Regions from separate parts of the Mus musculus genome. Here all the other regions are linked to region 2. A link is a loop called in an ENCODE intact Hi-C map of the cell type or tissue named here. Cell type or tissue: left cerebral cortex. All regions are shown on one strand. Each heading gives the region's core, and the rest is flanking DNA. Links, peaks and the distances in the headings are about the cores only.

Region 1 (8,173 bases), core at 1,608-6,607, 120 kb after region 2:
GGCAAGCATTGTGCTCTGTTGCTGAGAAGAGGACTTTGTACATGCAGTAAAATCGCCAGTGGCTGGAAAAGTTAGTTCATAGCTAACTCTGAGGCTCAGATGTGACAAAAGTTGGCTTATAGAAGGTCGAATGGCTGAGAACAACCAAGGAAGCAGTGGGTTGACCTGAGAGAAGCATTCAGCAAATCTTCATTAACCTTTGAGAGCTCTGAGAGTGACTGGTGAGTCAGCTCCTGGCCTTTCTGAGCCCTGTGGGAACAGAGCATACCGAATATTGATGCCTTGCCTATCATGTCTGACCCCAGCTGGACGCCCTCCCCACACACAGAACCAAGGAAAGGGTAGAATTGACATAGTGAGCTGACCACTTGGATCAGCACATAAAGCTATTCACCGTGCAAGCCTGGTGCTCTGAGTTCGATACCCATCAAGGTAGAAGGAGAGAACCAACTCCATAAAGTTGTTTTCTGAATTTTCACATATATTACACACGCATGCATGCATGCATGCATGCAGACAGACAGACACACACACAGACACAGGTGCACACACATATCATACTCATATGTACACATGCACATTAAAATAATAAAAACATGAAAAACCAGAGCCATGTGAGGTGTGTGTCTAGCACAGCTTCCCTCAGAACATGGAACAGCCACAGTGCGTTCTTCTTTGTCTGTTGTAGCAACACACAGCCTCCTGCAGAAAGAAGGTGGAAGCCAGGTCCTGTGTAACTAGGTTGGAGTAGCAGAAAGGCGGTTAGAGATGGCATGTGTCTGCAGACTGGCATGGTTTCTGGCTTTGTTCTTGTTAAATGGGGTCATCTAGAAATCCTGTGGAGATTCTTAACAAGGACATCTTAAATAACTATTGGTGTTTGTGTTGTAAATTGTGCTCTTACACACTTGAGCACGCCAGCTTCTCTCTTTTTTTTCCTCCCCAAGCCCATTTTTTGCTAACACATTGAAGGTTAGGATATTCTTACTCTGTCTTGTGAATTTGGGATTCATTGGGGGCCTGTATCTGTGAAAAGCCTAATTCTGATTGTTATTCGCCAATTAGAAGAAACTGTCAATCGGATCCCATTTTCTTTCCAAGTGTACACAGCCTGGAATTTGTCAGCCTCTGAGTTTCTTGAAACAATGCAATTAAACTGTAACATATTTCCTAACATTCTTAATTAAGACAGTGACTGGAAAATGTAGATTAACAGAAGTTCCTGTTTTTATCAACATATTTTCTGTCTTTCCACCGCCCTCACATGCCCCTCCCCCCAGCGTCTTACTTTCCCTGTCTGATGTCAGTTTCGGCCACGTGTACATTATGAGCATGGCGCTGAAGAAACCAAGTACAAAATTCTCTTTTCATTCCGAGCTGCCCGCCCCGCACCACACGCACTGTCTGTTACATGTCGCTTCTTAGGAGGCTCAGCTGCGAGTTTCTTTCTAAACGCAAAATGTTTCTGAAGGAAGGAGTTCAGGTTGGGCAGATTGTGCTAGAGAAATCTCACTGTCTCTGAGGGGAACTGATACGCTGGCTGATTGTTCTGTGCAGGCTCAAACTGGCGCTGTCTGCAAAGTTCAAGAGTGTCTGGAAACTGAAATATGAGGGCAGCTCAGGAGATCGAGCAGACAAAGCATTTGGAGGGGAATTTCTAAGTAGGGCTTACAAGTGAAACTCTAAAGTGTAACTTTGTAGAGGGGCAAAAATCAAGAATGAAGGCCTGGGCATAAAGCATGCCCACTGGAAATATTTTCAAGGACTCACGGGTACAGTTTTCCAGGGCACATTTGAGGGTTGATCGGAAAACCCGCTGGGGGGGGGGGTCATCCAGCACCTTTTGATTGTCACCTCTTTGAGTGAGTTCTTAAGTCTTGCCAGTTTCAATTAAGTCACAAGAGAAGCTTAATTACTTCATAGAAATTAAAACGAGCGGTAATATTTCTTTGGCCTCTCTATTAGCCAAGATTTTTTTCTCTTTAATTAAAAATTGGGTCGTCCATGATCATCAACAAACAATGATTCACTTATTTGTTTACCAATAAGGAATTAGAATTAAAGACAGCAAATACAAACCCACAGCACCTCTTGCATCGCCGGGAAATCAACCTGTTTTTCACATTGCTTCTCAGGAGAATGAAATTGGGCCGCGAGCATGGAGTTAATGAAGCTTTCACCCATCTCCTCCCTCAACTGCCAGCTCGCTTTAATCCCCTCCTTCTGCCAAAGTCCAGAGGCCCCGGGAGCCCCTGTGGAGCCTCCCTAGCCAGATGCTAGGCACCCAGCCGGCCCCTGCAGGTGCCGGCCCTCTCATGGTGGGCAGGGGGTGCTGGCCAAGCCACCGGTATCCAGAGGCGGAACAGGCGGGCGCGCCCCCGTGGCCCATGCGGAGCCCTGTGGCTGGCTGCACCTGCAGGAGGACAATTGCCCAGCACGGGGTGGCCAGCCGCACTGGAGGCTGTCGCTGTTGTCTGGGCGGGGTGCGGCCTGGGTTCAGAGCAGGCGGTGCAGGATCTAAGTGCACAGCTGCTCCTCTTCTCTGAAAACTAAGACAGAAGCAGTTTGTTGGCAGCATCCAGAGGGAGAAATCAAAGTCTACCTTTGGTTTGGCTGAAAATGATCTCCAAGGGTGAGTTAGTGTATTCTCGGGGTCAGGGAGTACGCATAGTCCCTGACCATTACCTCTCAAAATGGTGCCGGGCAGCCAGTGAGGAGTGGCCGGCCGGGTGAGAAGGCGCCGTGCACGGCCTGTACAGCGGTGTTGCCTTCCTGTCCTGATCTGCTGTCAGGACCCTTGTGTCTCTGCCCACACCAAACAAGGAAATGGCAGGTAGGGGGACATGCTTAGCGATTAGCACAACCCAGAACTTTTGTTTTGAAAATGCAGCTCCTTTGGCCTCTGTCTCCTAGGACTGGGTACAAGGCCCTTTATCTTCTGCCCATCATTCAGTGCAGGGGAGCCTTACAAAATTAGAGCGCAAAGCCCCTAGGCCCCTCTGAGACCATCACGGTCACACTTGGTGGTAGGCGGATTTCTGAGTTCGAGGCCAGCCTGGTCTACAGAGTGAGTTCCAGGACAGCCAGGGCTACACAGAGAAACCCTGTCTCAAAAAAACCAAAAAAAAAAAAAAAAAAAAAAAAAAAAAAAAGGAAAGAAAAGCAAAGCAAAGCAAAGAAAACAAGAAAAAGCCCTGCCCTCTAAGGGTACATTGCCTGCCCTCTTAGGTGCTTCAGGCGGGAACATGCTGCTGCGGAGGATAACCTGAGGTGAGACACTTGGGAAGTTGGTTAACTTACACGTTCTTAAAGAAAAATGAGTAAGGTGTGTGGAGCCTCAGCTGGCTGCCTTCCACTCCTTAAAATAAGAACATTCTGTGGTCCAAGTGTTAAGTTTACCCCTCACCCCCACCCACAGTGGCATGTAACTGGGCCGGATCTGTCTGTTGCGATGCCTGAGCCCACTAGAAACCAAATGAGCCCTCCAGCCGGTCTAATCACTCTGATCTGTCATGGACCTTCTAGCTGGAAGAGTTATGCCATCATATTATCCCAACACTCATCACCATGTGGAGGACCCCCTTTACTAAATGATTTATTACTCTTAGCAGAATTCCTCTGGCTGCAGATTTTATTTCTGAGTCGCTCTGTTCAGCTCAATTGGTCTCCTTCAGTTACCGTGGCAACCAGCAGATGGGGTTCTTTGACAAGGGTCAGCGGGGAGGCTGCCTCAGTGTTAGAGGGAAGAGAAACTAAATAAAAAGCTTTCAGCACTGACAGGTTCTCTAGCCCATAGCCAGGAGTTGTTATCAAATTACTAGCATTAAAACCTAATTAAGATGTGTGCCAGTAGGTACACCGTAGTGACTGAATCTGGTTACTTAGCTGCCGTGGGCTCACTCTTCCTCCATCACACCTCTGTGACCAATTTGGCCACCCTAAGGATGGTCCAGTTGGAAGGAAATGGCGGAGGCCCTCACTTGACACCCTCCATGAGGGCTGAGGTCCCTAGAGCAGCAGGACTTTATTAGAAGAGAATCTTCCTCAAACAGGGCACTGTGCCTCCAAGCCCTGGGGCAGCGGCTAAGCAGAGCCCACACATGATAGCTGCATACCTTCCTTTAAGACTAGTGTTGGCTTAACTTGGGAGAGCTTCACCAAAGTGAAACTGAGCACCAAGTGCTCCAGACTGGAAAGGCAGCCTGACAGTGCAGAGGTTCTCTTCTGTAGCAGGCAGAGATGATAGCTTTAGGTCAGCAAGGAAACTGGTGGTTACTCTAGGTAGACTTGTGATCTATAGCAATAATAGAGTAAGGTAGTTGCCAGTAAGCAGTTCTGTAAGGGTTCACTTCTCTTTAGGAAACACTGCAACATCAAAGAGGAAAGGACAGTGGGGCGTGCCATTCACTGTGTGCTCAAAAAAGAATCCTGGATGGTAGAGCAGAGGACAGGAGGGGTGACATGGGACACTGAGGAAGGAAGCTCACTTGAGTCCAGTTCAGTACCAGCCTGGGCTACACAGCCAATATACTAAAGAACAGAAGGTTAAAGAGAGAACAAAAGCAAAGGGCCTGGAGAAGGTGGCTCTACAGTGAGAGCACCGGCTGATCCCCCAGAGGGTCCTGGTTTGATCCACAGCATCCACATGGTAGCTCACAGCTACCTGTCTAACTCCAGTTCAAGGGATTAACTCCCTCTCCTGGCCTCTGGAGGAACCACATCATATCCACCAGCAAAAACCCCCATATGTACATTAAAGTAAGGTGGGTGGGTGATTGTTTTGCTCTGTGTTTTCAAGACACGGGTTCTCTGTGTAGCCCTGGTTGTCCTGGAACTCTGTAGACCTGACTGGTCTTGAATTCAGAGATCTGCCTCTGCCTCCTCTGCCTCTGCCTCTGCCTCTGCCTCTGCCTCTGCCTCTGCCTCTGCCTCTGCCTCTGCCTCTGCCTCTGCCTCTGCCTCTGCCTCTGCCTCTGCCTCTGCCTCTGCCTCTGCCTCTGCCTCTGCCTCTGCCTCTGCCTCTGCCTCTGCCTCTGCCTCTGCCTCCCAAGTGCTGGGATGAAATGTGTATGTCACCACCACCTGGCTGCAAAGTAACTTTTTAAGGAGAAAGAACAACTGTGGAGAGGTGAGAGGGAGAGAGGAACCAGGTAGAGCAGGTCTTCCCCACAGAACTGGGATAGAGGGATGTGGAATTCCTTGGTGGTGTTCTTACAACTCTTTAGACGCTGTGTGTCACAGAGTGCAGACACTGACAGGTGATATGAGGGAGGAGGGTTTTTCCTGCCTCAGCTCCAGATGGCCCTGAGCCCTGGGCTCAGCACTGCAGACTGCTTTTACAGCCGCATCTTTTCCCAGCCCTATTGTCTTCAAGAGCCATGCTTAACCAGGACCCTGCTCTTACTTTAGGAAGAACTAGTTGGCATAACTCAGGCTTTAAGCAAGTGAGTTTCTGGGTTCTTTAAGGTTCAAAGAAAACAACTTTGTTTTTTGAGACACTGAAATGGAACCTGGGTCCATGATTATGCCACAAAGTACTTTGCTACCCAGCAGCATCCCTAATGGAGAATCTGAAATGCTTGGCCTGCCACTTGTCCTTGTACTGCAATCATCCGTCCATGACCAGATCCCTAAAGGTACTGGGGCTCAGCCTGGCAGGTAGCTCTAACCGTCTGAGAAAGTGACAAAGGAGGGATGTGCGCCCATCCCTCGATGCTCTAAAGTCTCTGGTGGAAGCACTGTTTTAGGCAGGAACTCCGTGGTGGAGTTCAGTGGCACTGTTGGACGCTTAGGGGACTTGTGGAGTGGCAGGGCACATTCAGGATGCCTGAATACCTCCCCTGGTGGTGTGCTGCTTAGCAGGTGACCGAGGAAGGCTCAGTGAAGCCACCTTAGCAAGCATCCTGAGAGCAGTATCGTGTTTGCAGCTTCCTTCCACCTCCCACCCCCACTGCCAGCACTATTCTTTGGTCTCAGTGATTGCTACTGGGACTGGCCTGAAATGATTTGCTACTGGTCTGCCACAAGGCAAGAACTGACATAGGGTAGCCAGAAAACCACAGACATTTTAAAATGCAGCTGTGCGCATATTGTACTGCACAAAACCACCAGCATGCAATAGATTGAAAATTGAGAAAGAATTAAAAACAGTACCAAATCTGTTATCCTCCCTGAGCTAGCAGAAGGGCAAAGAAGGAAGTTTCTCTTCTTTCCTCACTCCAGCAGCCCTCAGAACCTGTGTAGCCAGTGTTTTCTAGAATGCTGCAGAGGGTCACTGTTTCAAGGCTCTTGTCTAAATTCTTAGGCTTAGTGTTCTACAGAAGACAGACAAATTGACTGACTCCCCCATTCCTCTCATCCTCCTTCGTTTCTGTCTGTCTTACTGCTGGGATGTAACTCAGAGCTTTTAGTTGATAGACAGCCTTTTGCCACTGAGCCACACCCCTGAGGTCTGGGTTGGGGCTATAGTTCTGTGGTAGAACACATGCTTAGTCTAAAGCTAGAGTTCTATCCGAGCACCTCAGAAGATAGATAGATGATAGATAGATAGATAGATAGATAGATAGATAGATAGATAGATGATACATGGATGGATGGATGGATGGATGGATGGAGGAAGGAAGGAAGGACAGATGGACTTTGAGTCCAACACCATAGGTCCCTGTCCTAAATGCCTCCACAGGCTGTCTCACTGGGGCAGTCACCTTACACTGTCTGGCAGAACTTTCATCATAATGGGCTGAAATATGACTTCTCAGGAACCTCTCAGCTCCAGCATGGCATTTACCACCATCACTGCCCTCAAGAACCCTGTTCTGTCTCTGTGGGCAGCAGACCAATAGAGAACTTCTCTGAAAAGGAAAGGGGCAACAGTTCTGGGAAGGTGTAACTCTCCCCAGAATCATTTAAATCATTTTTGAACCAGGGTGGGTGTACTGGCTAGTTTTGTGTCACCTTGACACGGCTGGAGTTATCACAGAGAAAGGAGCTTCAGTTGGGGAAATGCCTCCAGGAGATCCAGCTGTAAGGCATTTTCTCAATTAGTGATCAAGGGGAAAGACCCCTTGTGGGTGGGACCATCTCTGGGCTGGTAGTCTTGGTTCTATAAGAGAGCAGGCTGAGCAAGCCAGGGGAAGCAAGCCAGTAAGGAACATCCCTCCATTGCTTCTGCATCAGCTCCTGCTTCCTGACCTACTTGAGTTCCAGTCCTGACTTCCTTGGTGATGAACAGCAGTGTGAAAGTGTAAGCTGAATAAACCCTTTCCTCCCCAACTTGCTTCTTGGTCCTGATGTTTGTGCAGGAATAGAAACCCTGACTAAGACAGTGGGTTTTGGCCAAGGACGTTTACATTGCAAAGCAGCCACTGACAACATAAAACCCTGTGCATGAGTTCTTCATCATGTAATCTGTCTGACCACATTAATGAGAGGGAATTATGTAAAATGCAGTGGCAATTTTTAAGTATTGGAACAAAGTATACAACTTTAAATTAGCATGGTTCAGTCGCCAGAATTAATTACCTCGAACAGTGATTAGGGTAATTGGATTTTCAAAACTTGTACTCAGTGCAGTGTTAGGATTGTGTAGCTGGTGATGTGGGGGGATGGGAGTGTAGCAAACCCGGTGCCGCTGTGCTTAGGGAAGATGGGGAGCTGGGAAGGGAATGGCTGTCTCCTCGGCTGAGGCTTCTCCCCCCACCCCCAACAGGTACTGCTCGATTTGTGCTTGATGGGCTCTGTGCCCCACCCTGAGCAGCTTAGGTTTCTGAGCACAGGTGAACAGTGTGCGTGTGCATGGCTTTCAGCAGGCCTGCACTCTCTGCAAGCTGAGTCCCATATGCAGTTCATAGTCTGCGGTAATGCAGGCTGGTTGCACACACTGTTCATAGTCTTCTCCTCCTGGCTTTTCCAGGGTATGGATGCCCATGCGCCAGGTCCGATGGCTGTGCTTGGAAATAAGGTTGGAAGTGTTACTTCGGAGGACTTGAACTGAGAGGAACCCAGCCTGAAGTAGACTAGCCAGTATGAATGGATTCTGAATAGTCACCCCTGCTTCCACGTCTCCTGTTTATTCACCTGTTGTAAGATTTTCAAATCCCAGTGATGACTGAGAGTGCTTAATTTGTATGCAGTACTTTTCCTTTGGAAAGGCTGAGATACCCACTGTGTGAGG
Region 2 (8,173 bases), core at 2,180-7,179:
GCATGTGTGTGCTGTATTCAGGCACACGGGAGCACGCATGCTCGTGCACACACACACACACACACACACACACACACACACACACACACACCGTGGTACTCCTATGGAGGTCAGAGTCAATTTTCTCTTTCCACTGTGAGATCTACCTCTGGTTTCAGACCCTCTGAGCAATCTCATTGCATTGAAACCATTTTTCTTTTCTTTTTCTTTTTTTTTTTTTTTCTTTGCTTTTATTTTTCCCCTCTGTGTAGACTTGGCTCTCCTGGGACTCAGAAATCCAGCCTTGCTCTGCCTCTCAAGTGCTGAGATTAATGGTGTGGGCCACTGAAACTACTTTTCTTATTATCCAAAGCTCCATATGTCATTAGAAAGAAGTTTAGAATACAAAGTCTTTTTATTTTAAGAATAGTAAATGTTACTTTAGTGAGTCTGTCAACGGCCATTACTATAATCGCCTCTTCCTCTCCTCTTATTTTATGGTACTGAAAATCCAAAGCTAATTTGTAGCAAAAAATCAATTGGCAAAGACAGACTTGTGAATAGTTCTATTTAATTGTTGAATTTTTAACAAAACTTACCTGTCTAAGTTAGCAAGGAGTGATTCTTTTTCTGTAGATAGTATGAGCCCGGTCTTTCCAATAATTGCTTAAGGCATGCTGAAAGGTTTGTTTGATATAAGAAGTTTCCTCCTCTCTCTTCTGTTTCATATCTACTTTTAAAATCAACATTTTCTATTAAATTCTTAATTTCATCTTATATTTGGCATATTCTTATTTTATTGATTAAGTTATATATTCGTGCCTTGGGCCTCTCTGACCAGTGAAGTGAGAACTAAAACATATAGTGGTTTTAATTGATTTATTTTAAGAAATACTAGTTTGTCTGGATTTCAAGTAAGTCCCTTGACCAGTAAGAAAGCAAATATTTCCAAACATCATATATAAATGAAATCAATTCATTATCACTAAATTTATAGGTAATATTATAATACAATAATATATCTCCTTAAATTTTAATACATTTTATTCTATTGTTGTTTTAAATTAATTAATCATAATTTTTTTAGCCTTTACATTAATTTCTACTTATACAATTTACAAAAGGAGCTGTTTCTCTTCTCTCTCTAATTCTCCATTTACTTCCATCTGTCTGTTTGTCTGGAGACAGGGATGCAGATGGGTCTGTAGAAGAATGGACACACAGGTTTGGGGATGGAAGCCATGGTACTTGTTTGTGATTCCTTATAGGAGACACCTTTTAATGAAGTGTAGTGATGGAAAAAATGAGTTTGTCTCCACAGCTGCCCAACAGGACTCAGACTTCAGAGAGTGACACATTAGACTAAGTGACTTTGAGAAAACCTCCAGTCCTCAGATGATAATTCCGCCTCAGTAGAATGCCTAGACTTACTTTCGAGGTTTGTTGTAGATGAATACAGTAAGCAATGAGCTGAAAGGACTAAGAAAGTGAGAGTTAAAATTAAAGAATGAGGTGATTTTTAGAGGACTCGACTCAGACATTTCTCATGGAGTACATTTAGATAAAGTCTCTGTTTTTCATCATTGAGAAATTGTTATTTTTCTGATGTTATAAATTGAGGGTTGTCCAATTCATCTGTCCACCTATTGAAGCTAAACAGTTTGGAACAGGTTATTTAGCATTTTAAGTTTATAGTGTTTTGAATGGAAGAATCAACTCTCATGCATTACAGATAGACTTGTGTATGGTGCGAGCATTTCTGATGCCCATGGAGCAGCATTGTTGGCTGTGTTTCTGTCTTGTCAGAGCTTTGGAACTCTGCTGCCTTTATTGTTTCTAGAGAGCTTTTTATCTGAGCAAAGGGAGGCATGTAGGTTACATACTTTACTATAGTTTAATACTCAAGAACAACAAAACTTTTCAAAGCTTCTAAAACTCATTTTTTAAGAAATGCCAAATTGAAAAGTTTCAGGCAGGAATAACCATTAGATAACATGCAACCATTAAAAGGCAGATCTGAAAGTCAGAGAAAGCGTTGTGATGTAACTCAACTTTCTACAGGTTCTCAGTTATAGCAAAGGCTCATCGTTTCTTTATTTAGATTTTCCTGATAATTCTATTTCTCAAATATGTTTCTCCGTGTGAGTGACCTGGACTAAAGAAAAGTAAATTACATACAGAATAGTTTGCAGCATTTTAAAGGTGTTATATATATTATTTAATAATATCACAGTTATTTCACTTCTAATGTATATTTCCTCTTATGTAGACTGCTACAGTTATAATTGTAGAGCATGCTTAAAGCCAGCATATGACTTTTACCAGAAGTTATTTTATGGTATTTAGGTCACATTGCATACCTACAACAGTGTGGTTAATGCTGGCTGTATGGTTTATAATAAATGCTGGTATTGTACACCTGAACAGCAACAATATAGTTTATTAGCAAAAACTGTCCTCACAAAAATTTTCTTAAAATCTTAGCTGAAGTTTTTTAAAAGATATTTTATAATATAGAGAGAATGACCATCTGTGTGAATAATAACAGACTTTAACTGTTTTAATTACTGATTTTAGCTTGCGTGATTTCAGATGATAGTGCCTTTCGTTGAAAATATTCATTTGAAACTGTTTTATATAATATAATCCTGAAAATTAACTTCTATTCCTTAGTTATACATTGCATTATTTTATAGATTTTGATTGATTTTGAGAGGGTAATGAATGTACATTGTGGCATTCATGCAACTAAAAAGACAACTTGAAGGAATAAGTTTCCTCATTCCAGGCATGACCTTTAGATTAACTCAGGTAATCAAACTTGGTGGCAAACATCGCTAGCCATTTCTCAATGCTTCCTTATACTGCCTCCAAAATCTTAAACCATATTCAAGTCTTAGAAAAGTTTTGGTGTACTTTATCTGTGTGTCCTCTAGGGGGCACCAAAGGATCTAATTGTAGATATTTCTCTGCTGATTCCAGAGGCTACTGATCTGTTTTTACAATCTAACAGGTGTGTGGAGAAATGCGCTTTCAGTTGAATAAAACCAAAATGGAGAAGGATGAGGTGGAAAAGGAACACAGAGAATACAAAGCAAAGTCTCACAAGGATCTTGAAATGAAAGTCCAGGTAAGGAAGCACGCTGGCACAGTCAGCTGTGAGCTGTTAGTAACATGTTTTCTGAAGTTGCTGTGGTTTTATCCCTAAGGCACTATTTCTCTTATAATGTTTCTAACTAATGTAAGGACCCAGTTCATACTATTAAAAGAATTTCATTTATAGACGCCTGACATGAAGTAGTGAGAATCAACTGCTTGCATATGAAATTCCAATTTGACAGTTCATAAATATACATTTGGATATGTATCTATTACTTAGAAAAAGTTTTAAAAAATGTTCTAATGCACAGTTTGAACCTAAAATATACGCACATAAAGTTCTTGAAAGATGCCAACTTGCATCCAATTTTAAATGAGAAACTTTAAAATTTGTAAGATGAGATGAGTTGATATGTAAATATGTCAATCAAATTGATTGTTGGCAGAGTTGGACCAGTTTTAACTACGATAGCCATGAATCTGTGTGCTCAGGAAGCCTAAATACAGTGAAATTAGAAATGTTAGGGAAAATGCTACTCGCTTCAATTTCAGTTTGAACAGATGTTTTATGTTATAACTCTGTTGAGATTGTATAGATACTCCAATTTTAATTGACTCTGGGGAAAGCTTTTAAAGAGAACGTTCTGGCAGATTGACTTTTGATGTTCTATTTTTATGTTACATTATAGGCCATTGAAGGTTTGCATTCTTTACAGCCAAGAAAAGCAGATTGTGTATTCTATTAAAATAATATGACTGAGGTATCAGTATCAATAATTTAGAGATATCCGTACAGTTCAGAAGTAGGTGACTCCAGATAATTTTACAACATATTTCTAAGCAAGGCTTTCTATCATATTTTCAACATATTTTCCCTTTCAAGCCGTCAGCTGTTGATGACAAATGACATAAATGCAATGGGGAAAGTATTAAATATGGAAGTGCTAATGAAGCCCTGTGCAGAATACTTCAAATCACAGCCGAAACCCAGACAACCAGAACAAAAGTAGTTTTTATATGAGTAGATGCAACTTTATGATGAGTTCTACATCTTAGAAGATCTTTCCATATTAGCATGTACTGATTTTATTTTGTCCAGTTGGGGGCGTCCCTGATAGTAGAATGGAAAGTTCCCTCAGTCAAGGATTGAAAGCCTAGGACTCCTAAGCAAGTGGAGTGCTCTCTTCCTTCTGATATCCTACAGGGTTTTGCAGTCAGGTTGGCACACTCTGTAATATTAAATATCTTTTGAGTTATTATACTGAACTACAGAAGTATAATATTTCCTACTAATAGAACACAGAAGCAAAGAGTTTGGGGATGATTTAAAATCACATTATCATGTTTAGCAATACAAAAAACAAAGCAAAACCCTACAGTAACAAGAGTGAGTGTCTTAGGAAATGAATAACCTAGATTAAATCCCTTCTAGTGTCTGTTTCTTTAGCATGCTGTCTTCTTAATCAGCCCATAATGCTACAAAGGCTGAAACTGAAGGAGAGCGTCCGTGCTCCCTGGTGGACTGAAATACTAAGTTTCTCTGGTCATCTTTAGTGGTGCCGTTGCGGTGAAGCTGTACCCTCGGGGAGGACCCAGTTTGTAGCAGTAAACCTGTGAGGGTGAGGAGAGGTTTGCATGCTCCTGTTTTTTCCTGGAACAGAATGTGAGGAGAGTTTGTAGGTGCTCTTTGTAACTGGTTTGTCCTGAACAGACAGTTTCAGACGTAGTCGCTTCTCATTCCCTGGGTGATTTGGAGCAGCAAAGCAGCAGTTGTTCTTTGGTCTCTCAGCCATGACCTGACCTTCTGTCTGTAAGTCCGAAGAGTTATTTAGCTTGGCCACCATCTGCACCCAGGAGAGAAATTTACATTTAGCTTTGAAAAGCTGGACATGTCAAGCACTTATCTGCAATACCTACCATGATATAAAACATATTTAATTTTAAAGCCTTGTGTATCATACAGTCATCATAACCAGGAGACTGTCTCTTGGGTTGCAAACAGGTGTTCCCCATAATGCATCATTTTATTCATATTTTAGCTAATCTGGCCACTTGGTAGGTTTTGAAAGTAGGTGGGAAACTGAGCTGGAATGTGGTGAGCACAAGAGCCTCTTTGATGTATACACAGCCGGGCAAATGCTTGACCACTGGAATGATTTTCCTCACGACCTGAGCCTTGACTCTGGCATAATTAGAAAGAAAGGTTAGAGGGGGAACAATGGCTGTCTCTTCCGCCCACTTTCTTCTTTTCTTCTTATATTGTGTCAGGACCCATGGGTGAATTACCCTTCCCATCAGCTCTTTTGTATCGCTCAGGCTTGGAGAGCTGCTGTCAGTCTCAGGGGCTGCTTCTGCACCACGGAAAACAAAAGGCATTTTGTGTGCAGATTGGGAACTTTGTGCCTTGATTTATTTTCTTTTTTTTTTTTTTCTTCTTTCCTTTCTTTGCTTCTTTTTACTTTCTTTCTTTTTTATATAAACATCAGGTACACACACACACACCCCATCAAGGAACTTAAAAGCATATGAGACAAAAGGAACATTATAAACAACCTGTGCATTTCCAGCACTTAGATTCAGTGTGTGTCAATCTTGTCCCACCAGTTCACAGTTTTTTTCTTAACTTCACCTCATTATCATATTTTTCCATCTTAATTTCTAATTTTCCTTTCTCATTGTCTTTCTCTACCTCCTCTCCTTTCACAAAAATATTTAAAACAAATCTCAGATATTTATTATTTTACCTACAAATATGTTATTGAAGGAAAGGCTCATATTATCATATTGTTACTTTGAAGAATATTAACAATAATTACTAGCAAATAGCATGAAGCTTATGTTGACATTTCTTTTTCTCAAAAAGTGTTTTGTAGTTGGTTTATTCCAAAATGTAGAGCAGGTGTGTCTTTGTCTGTTCAAATGGTGCAGTACTGTCTTCTTTAAAAGTAAGTGAAAAGGACACTTGGTAAGCATGTTAGCTTTCTTTATTAGGTTTCCCTCTGAAGGCTTTGTGCTCCGTACTGTGCCGGTCGCCCTGCCAGAGCTGCACCTTCGTCCTCTGATACACTGTGAGCATGTGGCCGGGTTGTGCCTTTGTGTCTTCTCACGTTCCAGAAGGGGCCAGAAACTCTGAAATGCAAACTGCATCATTTCAGAGTCCTGTATTTCAGGTTCAGGAACTTTCAGGAAACTCTGGCTACATTACAGGGTTAGCTCATTTGAAATGAAAGATGCATCTTTGGAATTTTCTTTGTTAATTTTGAATTAAATAATTGAGTCTCAAAGATATTTCTTTGTTGCCTCTCGCCTTTGATCAGGGTCCAGGGCAAGTAAAAAACAGAAAAGAGAAATGTGTTGATAAAGGTACTCGTAGCAGGCTTTGCTCTCCTTATTCTTCAGTCTCTTGTGCTCCTCCTTTTCTTCCTCCTCCCCCCAATCATCGTATTTTAAATTTGTTATGTGACTTAGGGATGTATAAAGCACAAGGGCACATATAGAGGTGGGATGGGGAGGCATGATCCAGAGAGGCCAGAGCATCTGAGGAAGCTGTTCATTGTCTGTCTGAGCTCTGAAGCTGCAAATGATAGCTTAGGAGAATGTTCTGAGAGTAGGGCACACTGACAGACTATGGTGATGGGAGACCCTACCAGAACATTTCATTGGTTTTGTGACTTGCTTTTGCGTCGAAGAGATAGATGAAGCAATGTGTACTGTACTACACAAAGTTAATGTGTGTGTGGTAGAATGAAAGAAGCCAGTTTCGTGGGGCATCTGTAAAGCCTGGTGCCCGTTGAATAGTGAAAAAAATTGTTTGTGGAATTAAACAAGATAGCGAAGAATATAGTCTGAGAGACTGCTTTGAAAAGTGTGGCACATTGAAATTATCCAGGTTGGAAGGCAGCAGAGTTGGGAAAGCAGAATTTGCCTTTGTTCCTTTTGATGACCATAACAGAGCTGCTAAATGTTGTTCAGAAATACCACACTGCCAGTGAGCATAATTATGAAGTGAGAAGGGCTCTTTGTAAACAAGAGATGCAGTCTGCTGATCACAGAGAGGTTGGGGGGGGGCTTCCTACTTAATGGAGGAAACCTGGGTGTTGGGGGGTCGTGGTGGTAGTTTTGGTTGTGGTTAGAAACCTTGGTGGAAAAGAAGGCTATGGTGGCAGAGGTGGTAGTTATGGAGGTCGATACAATGTATTTAGAGATGATGGTGACAGCTATGGTGGTAATCCTGGCTATAGATAGAGGAGACTAAGGCGGTGGTGGACCAGGATATGGAAACCAAGGTGGTGGATATGGTGGTGGAGGAGGCTGTGGTGGGATTATGATGGAGAGAATTTTTGGTGCAAGTAACTCTGGTGGTGGAGGAAAGTATAATGACTTTGAAAATTATGATGGACAACAGCTATCAAATTGTGGGTCCATGAAGGGGGCATGGTTGGTGGAGGATGCCCAGGCAATCCCTATGGTGACAGCTATGGATCTGGCTGTCGAAATGGTGGATCTGCTGGCAGAAGGTCTAGCAAACAGCAGAAAATGGCTATAGTTCTTAGAAAAAGAAGGTGGAGTTGCCAGGAAAGCTGCAGGTTACTTTGAGACAGCCGTCCCAAATGCAAGACGAACTGTAAGGATCAGCCTCAGAGGGAGCGACGGTCCATAGTTAGAAACATCTGCAGCTTCAAAGGGAAGCCCTCTTGTTCACAACTGTCATAGCATGGTTTACAAAACATTATTAATTAATGTAGTGCAGTAACAGATATGCATTTCTGAGGTCAGTTATCTCCTGTAGCTTCATCTTCTCCCCCCACCCCTTTTTATACCAAGTATATTGCCTTGCAAATTGCTGTATAGTGATGGTGCCAGAAATAAAAAAATTAAGGAATATTTAACTTCAGAACAAAACCAGTGCTTGCCATGCCTGGCACTTTCTGGTTTCTGGGATCAAATTCCTGTTCTCACCCTGCTCAGCAAGTGCTTTCCTGACTGACTGCCCACCCTCCCAACCCTATCCCCCCCCCCCTCAGGTTTTTCTAGTCACCCTGTGCAGGGTAGTGTGGGAGTCACTCTCCTTTATCCTAAAGGGAGCAAAAAGCTT
Region 3 (8,173 bases), core at 1,608-6,607, 100 kb after region 2:
TCCTTCGATATACCTGCTGTAGCCTGTAGGTGTGGGACATATTTTTATTGAAGACCCCCAGTTCTTGAAAGGTGGCCTTGAAAAACAGTGCATATTTTGATTTAGAGGAATATCATATGCAACATCTATCTGTAAGAGAAACAATATATCCCGCTTTATCGCGCTCTGCTTCACTCCTTTGACAGAGGGTCTGTCTTGGAACCTAGACAGCAAGCCCTAGAGCTACCTCTGGCTTGGATGCCCACCATTCACAGCTCTGGGGCTATAAGGTGCTTGCAGCACAGCCACAGGCCCACACCCAGCTTCTTACTGAGGTCTGGAGCCTGAAGTCAGGTCCTTAGACTTGCATACCAGGTGCTGTGGTCACTCATCCTCCCAGGGCCTCAACGGCAGCCTTTCTGACATCACTGCCTGTGCTCAGCAGTTGGTTCAAACGGTAGTTTGATGAAATGTACAGGGCATCCTAACTGTCCCGAGGATGTCTGACTTGTGCTGGCTGTGGTGGACACACTGACAAATTCAACATTGAGAATTTCAGCACAGGGCATCTATAATGGGAGAGAAACACCATCTCAAAAAAGCCGGACAAAGAGAAAGATGTCCGACTCAGCAGACTAGGAACTCATTAAGAATGTGTCCTTTCTGTACCTTTTGCACTCTGCCTGAGTTCAGGAGGCCCTCACTAAATGCTGTAACACCTATATCCACTATCTATACATCATCTTTAGATGTATAGAATGGCTGGGTGTAAAGTGTTTGCCACACAAATGTGAGGACCTGTTTGATTCCCAGCACCTACATTTGAAAAGAAGAAAAAAAAAAAAAGAAAGAAAATCCAGGCTTCGTATTTCTTTCAGATTATCCCCATAATAATCCGAGGGCTGAGAAGGCAGAGACAGGGTCCCTGGAGCGCGCTTGTTAGCCAGCCTGGCTGAATTAAAGCCCAGCTCCAAATGACAGCCTGTGTGTCAGAATAAGATGGTGACTCCTGAAGATGATACTCAAGGCTGACCTCAGGTGTCTACATGCACCAACACTTTACCTTTTATAGTTTTCCTCACATTATGGAAAAGCAAAAGTGAGAAAAAAATACGGAACTTGCTGTTCAAAAAATGTGTAACATTTGTTAAAGTTTTTACACCTTTTAATTATAACCTCGCATTGGGGCACTTGCCCAGCCCACGTGTCTTTAGTTACTGTCATTAAGGAATATATACCTAAGGTTTGTATGTGCGCGATAATGAACACCCAGTGGGCCTCACTGAGCGGCAACTGAGGCTGTTGGGTGTGATTTGATCTCATTAGAGCAGAAATGGCGCCTGCTGTTGACTTAGGCCAGGTACTAGCTCAGTGTGTTAGTAGTTGGCCCTTAGTCTGGAAGGTTTTGTAGGTCCCATTTAATGGAGCTACCTACTGAGGTTGGTAGCAGTTGCATCAATGACTCTGACTTCACCAGTCTATGACAGTCACTTGGAAGCAGTAAAGTACTTTTCTAGCTTTTGCTTTCCTCAGTGGCCTGATCCACTAACACTTGATGGTTAAGGTACAGATTATGACAGCTTTTCTCTTAACCAACTAAAATGGGACTTTTCACAATGCTAATGATTTCTATATAAGAGAACCAACATACAGCTGAGGTTGGAAACTTGTCTTCTGTCACCTGACCATGCAGAGACGCCTTTAAAAATTGACACTTGGAAAGAGGTCCCACATTTCCTATTCTAACCAAACACACATACTTCTGTGTCTCTTGTCTTTAAAGTAATTTCTGTGCCTGAGTCTCTAGTGCTCCCTGTTGCAGTGGCTAATGTTTTAGGCAATACTTCTCATTTGAGTTCCATATCCATTATTTCCTTCTCTCCTCTTCCCCCTTACAACTCCTCCCTATATTCCTTCAAATTCATGACCTCCTCTTCTGTAATTATTATTGTTACACATGCATACATGTTATACACATATACATACATATGGTTACACATACATGCCTGTGTGTATATGAAATCTACAAACCCCAATTAGGACAGTTCTTTTGTTTCTTTGGCTTTTGTTTTGTTTTGTTTTGTTTTGTTTTGTTGGAGACTGAATCTATGGAGTAGCCCTGGCTGTCCAAGAACTCACTCTGTAGACCAGGTTGGCTTCAAACTCAAACAGATGCCCACTTCTGCCCCTGCCCCTGCCTCCAGTGCTGGTTCTGCCTCTGCCTTTGCCTCCACCTCTGCCTCCCTATTGTAGTGATTTTGAAGTCTTTGAATCCATGCTCTCAGCTAGTGTTGTTTTGATGTATGAGGTTTAGTTCTGACTACTTCGTCTCTCACAGCCATATATTGGCTGTAGCTCTTCATAGAGAGTGAGGCCTTGTGAGACTCTCCCTCTCTCCCTGTTGGCACACCAGGGAGACTGTATAGGACCATGTCTGTGTGACTGCACTGGGGCAGCGTCCTGGCCATATCCAGAAGACACTGTCTAGCAACTTGTCCTTCATCTTGACTTTGTCTGGATGCGCCCCACCCTTCTTTCACCACCCAGCTAGCACCCTTCACCCTGCACTTCAGGTAGAGCTGCACCGAGTTCCACTGTACACACACAGGAGCTGTCCTAGTGCCTAAAGATTAAGGATGGCATTCTGTGGGAGAAGTATAACCACCCTTCACTTTGGCCGGTTGTACTGTTTATGACCCCAAGATTGTTAGTTCTGAAAAGAATATTGAAAATCTTTAAATAACATGTTTATTCATAAAAATGCCAAGCATCAACACTCAGGAGGCAAAGGCAGGAGAATCTCTTGAGTTCAAAGCCAGCCTGGTCTATAGAGAGAGTTTCAGGACAGCCAGAGCAACAGAGAAACCCTGTCTCGGACAGACAGACAGACAGACAGACAGACAAAGCCAAACCAAACCAAAATGTCAAGCATCACAACATTAATTGCATGAATTCTCTTCAATGGAATCATAAAGTGTCAAGAAAATGACTTGCTGAACACAAAAGTTTTTATCATCATTAGCTGCCAAACGTTCAAAATACCAAAATATCAAGAGGGAACAGACCAGAACTAGTGTGTGTGTGTGCACACGCAAATGTATGGGTGCTCTGTTTTTTTGCATATACAATATGTAAGTAGACATAGATTGTATCCAAGGTAACATATTCCTTGTGCTCTAGCGTGACTGTCTCACAGGTGTGAACTCAGCCTTTGCCTCCCGCTAGTGTGTACATGGAACTCAGTGATTTCTTTGTTTTTTCCAAAGACTTGAAATGCACAAGGATGCTGCTGAAGCGTGTATGTTGGAGGCACTGTAATCTGGAGCACGTGCTACCATACGCCTATGCAAAGGGATGTTCCCCACTAATGCTCAGCTCTGTCCAGGCTGTGCCCACCCTGGAAACTCCCTTCTCACCTGCCTGCCCACCCTTGTTCCCACGTTCCTGGGGAACACAAGGTCTTTGCGCCATATAATTCAGAGTAGCCCAGCTCTGCTTCAGCTCTTCCCTCACATCTTTATTCAAACACACATATATGCAGTCTAGTGTGGGTCTCCAGTATTGCATACAGTTAGCATCGAAGCCTAGTATACCCACACAAAAATGCACACATACTAAAAGAAGACTTCATGAAATCATACTGAATTTTGTCATGGACTTTGCAATATTGATTTCCTACTTTTACTATTTAGAAGGTTGATTTTTGCCTGCCAAATTAATTTTGTGACTTACTTATATGTTGTAACCCCAAGTTTGAATATTTGTGCCACCAAGCTGTCTGCGAACTTTCTGCACAGCCCTTTAGCACCCTGCTTCTCAGATGGCCAAATGATTTCTTCCAAATGCCAGGTGAATTCACACGCAAATGTATGGGTGCTCCATCTTGCCACACACACACACACACACACACACACACACACACACACACACACACACTCAGAGGAATATACTGTCTGCCTCTAGGACAGGAATTATTGGCTTGTTGTCTCCCATTATACTCACTAATAGTCTAGGCTCTCTGTGCTGAATTTGTTTCTTTTGCAAAGGAAAATGCAGACAGTAGGAGCAGGCTCAGTGTGGGTGTTGCTCATCTGGGAAACAGAACTGGAGCCCTGGCTTTAACATTTGGCTTTTTAGATTTATCCCTAGCTCCAAATTCTGCTGTTGCTTTAGAGCTCTATAGGGTGTTTGTTTGTTTGGTTGGTTTTTTTCCTGGTTTGACCTGGTTCCTCACCCCTCCCTCCTTGCTCTGTTTCCTCATGGCTGCCAGGCACCTCCATACCTTCAGTGGGATTCTTAATCTGGAATTATAGTCAGGCCTTCCACCTTCATCAACCATAGGCAAAATGTAGAACTTAGTCATTTCTGGAAGCAAGCAAGTGCATCTCAGTTTGTTGTTTTAGACGCTCCATTGTGCAGGCTGGACTCGCAGTCTGATCCTTCCCAGCCTTCAGGACATTCAGGTTGAATGGAGTCAGCCTGCTCACTGTGCTCTCTCTGTGTGCACTGGTTTTACTCTGGAATCTAAATGCCTCAAGTTGCAGAGTTCATGTCTTTCTGGGTACCGATTGCCCACAGCCTAGCACAGTACATTTTAAATGGGCACTGTGAGGCCAAGAAAGTATTTATCTTAGTACTTTAATTTTTCAAACTTGATTAAATATCATTATGTTGCTAGGTGGAACAGGAAATAATAAAAATAATTCTAAGACTGAGAATTCAGGCCAGGGGGTCGGAGAATTTATGAGATCAGGGTTCGGTTTGGTGATTCAGTGGGTGTCTGTCTCTGCCCCACAGGGCGCTCTGTGGTCACCTAAGTGCTTCAGACTCAGAAACATAGACTGTGCTCAGATGGCTCCAGGCCCTCTGCTAAGCCTGCAGGATCTGTGCAGCCTGGGAACTCGGCTCTAATGAAGCTTGTGTGAGAAGAGATGGCGGCACTTGAGTTTTGCTCTCCCCTTGGCATCCTGTAATGTGGCTCATTTTGTTTTGAAGGTAGCTTGTTCCATGGAAACCAGACAGGGTGTTGTTGAAATAGTAGGCTGATGTCTCAATGTAACATATTGGCCCACTGAGATCCACAAGGGTGTGAATCACAAACCCGCCTCTGTACATTTCTATATAGTGTGAATGTTCAGGATGTGTAAGAAAACCCTGCGAGAGAGCAGGCTATCTGGTTCTGCTATCAATCCTGTTTGGAAATGTGAAGTTGATAGAATAACTGCTGTTCCTGGCTAAAAAGATTCAGCTACATGGAAAAAAAAAGGGGGGGGGGCTTTCAAACCAGGTGCTTTAGTCTCTAACCCAAAGTGCACTTGGTTTGTTTTCTTTGGGCGGTGTGACTGGCACTGTGTATTTAAAGTTCAGCTTTGTGTGTGGTATTCTCCTGTGATGATTTCAGGACATAAAGTAAGATGTTCACAAAAGCCAACCTGAGACCAATACTCTGCGGCAGTTTAGCGGCAAATCCCCGCTCTGGGTATTTAACAGTAATTGGGATCTTTCTATTGGCTTTGCACACGCTCAGATTAGTAGTAAAACCTAAGCCCCTTTCCATTTGGCAAAGGCTCACACTTGAAGCAGCACAAACTCGATTCTGATTGTGCTTTTCATTCGCACCTAGCTGAGATTTTGCCTGATGCTTTTTAAATCCTCTAATTTACATACTGTGGTAAATTTAAAATAAGAACAGATGAAGGCTGCAGAGTTCCCCATTTCACTGATGAATATGGTATTTTGCTTCAGCTATCTAGCTGTTATATATTCAGTGACCTTTAAAACACAGAACGGAAACTCATACAGTGTACATGGTGGGTTATTAGTGTTGCCTTTGTTTTGAGGCTGCGACTCTGAGACTCGGGAGCCAAGCAGAGCACCTGAGTACTAATGCCATAGGACTAAGTTCAGAACTTCCTGTCTGTGCCCAGTCAGCCGGGCAGACAGGCCTAATCCTTGCCTGGTCCTTCTGAAGTTGGGGAGTGCTGTTTCAGGTCACAACAGGGTGTCCTGTCATACCTGCGGGTAAGGCTGTGTCCTCAAAAGGACCCTGTGCTTTTGGTCATGAGTCTGCAGTGCTAATGGGAGGTGGCAGAGCCTCATTGGGAACCTTATTGGACATTTGGGGTGTGCCTTTGGCCAGGATATTGGGGTTCAAGCTCCTTCCTCCACCTTTTGCTTCCCAAGCAGCATGAGATGAGAGGGCAGGATTGAGACTCAACACAAGACCTGGAGACTCTCACAAGACCTTTCTGTCTACCGCCTGCCATCTGCCACTGCCACACCAAGGCTGATGGCCACAGAGGGAAGCAACCACAGACTGAACCCCTGAAATCCTTGACCAGAACCAACCTTCCCTCCCTCTAAGCTGATTATCTAAAGTGTTTTCCACAGTGACCAGCAGAGATCCGGCTTAGGAAGAAAGCTTAGTTTTGAATGGCCACTGTGGATTTGGCTGCAGTTAAAAGCAACAGGTCATCTCATTTAGTAATAAGAAGAATATTTTCCTCCAAAAAACCAAGTTGGGACTCAGAGAATTTAAATTATTCAATAACTGAGATACACTACTAGGAAACTCTACTGTCTAGAAACCTGCACTGCCTCCTTAGGACCCTGCTGGGTCCCCTGCTTGGTAATGATAGCTCTAGACCAGGATTCTTTCACTCTCCCTGAATTTTGCACAGTGATCTATGTGGCTCTTCACAACACATACGTTACTCAACAAATCAAGATTTCAGTGCACATTACAAATGTGCTAACTGCTAGCTGGGTGTCCATAGGAAACTTCTTATAGACCCCACTGTCTCAGTGTCACCTGGACTGTCAGCTTGCTAGTTTCCTTGGGGAGATGAGCTGGAAAACACTTACTGCCTTAGTGTCAGCATAGTCTGCTGAAAGAGTCCCTGTCTCAAACAATGGCAGTCTACTGTCAAATAATACTTTTAATAACCAAAATCAGCATTAATTTCAAATTTATATCTAATACACAGGGTTAAAATTCCATAATACAGGAGAAAATTTTAGGGCACGTTTTTTAAAGAGACCTACAATAGCTTTGGAAGAAAGGATCCTTCTGTTGTCTAATGAAGGGATAGAATTCCTGGGAAACTGTGAGGGTCTGTTTGCCTCGCCTTGAAGAATTGTTCATGTAACCACTTGGCAGCTTAGCTTTTCTCTTCTTGATCCTGCTCATCACTCTGGGAGACCAGAGGCTCTGAAATGTGATGAATGACCCTGATTCAAAACGTCTGACTCCAAATGCAGCTGATAGGAGGCCGAGCTGCTGTCATAGATCTCACTGTAAGCAAACCCAATGTATTACATCCACATTTACAAAATGGATTAGTTAAGTGGTCATTCTTCACTTAGCAACCTAATTTGCAATAATAATTCTCCCTTGTAATGCTTATAAATGTGAGTTAGTTTATTAGAACGCTTTGCCTTGGCCACATTTCAAGTGCAAAGTCCATTTATAATGTTACTCAATAAACCAGTCTTTCCCTATTTGTCCAGCGTTTACTAGAAATAAGTCCATGAGTCAGAAAGGTCTCTACACTTCAGCCATGTATCTTGAGAATGAGGATTAGCGGGGCCCTGATCTGTGCCAAGGGGCCGAGGGAGCTGCGGCGCAGACATTCCTCCCTGGCTCATGTCATCCTAGCTTTCCAATCTCCCTACCCTTCATCCACGGGATGAACCAGGAGCGTGCCACATGGTGGAAACTCCAACTCCTTGGCTTTCTCTCTGGGTTGACATCAGTCACAGATAAGGTCTGAGGAGAGTTACCAGGTCTTGTGTTGAGTCTCAATCCTGCCATGGGCAGTAGGGGTTCATGGTAGCTCTGTGTCTGGCTTGGGACAAGCAGGTAACCTGAGTTCACAGAGCTGGTTTAGTCCTCGTGTGAATGCTTTGGGATACTTCTGAGGCCAGCCCAGCTGGAGCAGGTCACTCTGGAAGTAAAGGTCACTTCCTTCCATCCCTGGAACCAGCTCCCACAAGTTGTCCTCTCATCTGGGCCACCATACAAGTTTAAAAATAATAACTAAGTGACATGAAAGTGGCTAATTTGCTTTTCCCTTTTTGGCAATGGGATTATACTTTGTTTTTTCTTTTTACTCTAAAGGCAGCCTTCTTTCCCCCCCCCCCCCGCCCGCCCCCCACGCTCACTGTGATTTCCTCTGACTCTGTATTCCGAGTA

Evidence for each region. A loop is a pair of places that touch in the nucleus more often than their neighbours do. Peaks named below come from ENCODE experiments on the same cell type or tissue, not always from the same donor. Only the 100,000 strongest peaks of a DNase experiment are listed, where the experiment ranks them.
Region 1: a loop joins it to region 2, with 2.7 times the contacts of the local background. A loop is called at or near these places in 7 of 42 quality-filtered maps.
Region 3: it touches region 2 in a loop (3-fold over the local background); 6 of 42 quality-filtered maps call a loop at or near these places.

Annotation. Positions count from the first base shown.
Region 1 is chr1:176,995,586-177,003,758 of GRCm38, forward strand. The region is part of intron 16 of Sdccag8 (serologically defined colon cancer antigen 8); the gene reads left to right. Among named protein-coding and RNA genes, the nearest start is that of Gm15423, 59 kb to the left of the region's middle. In left cerebral cortex, for the core only: CTCF peaks have their summits at 3,689 and 4,690 (motif pointing left); a DNase peak (open chromatin) is centred at 3,655; H3K4me3 peaks cover 24 bases; H3K27ac peaks cover 196 bases.
Region 2 is chr1:176,874,998-176,883,170 of GRCm38, forward strand. It overlaps Sdccag8 (serologically defined colon cancer antigen 8), which reads left to right. Exons shown (of 18, transcript NM_029756.3): 12 at 2,993-3,109. Among named protein-coding and RNA genes, the nearest start is that of Gm15423, 62 kb to the right of the region's middle. In left cerebral cortex, for the core only: CTCF peaks have their summits at 2,912 (motif pointing right) and 4,154 (motif pointing right); DNase peaks (open chromatin) are centred at 2,933 and 4,191; H3K27ac peaks cover 454 bases.
Region 3 is chr1:176,975,372-176,983,544 of GRCm38, forward strand. All of the region lies in intron 16 of Sdccag8 (serologically defined colon cancer antigen 8), which reads left to right. Among named protein-coding and RNA genes, the nearest start is that of Gm15423, 38 kb to the left of the region's middle. In left cerebral cortex, for the core only: no CTCF peak of the experiment used is centred there; DNase peaks (open chromatin) are centred at 4,077, 5,018 and 5,635; H3K27ac peaks cover 2,550 bases.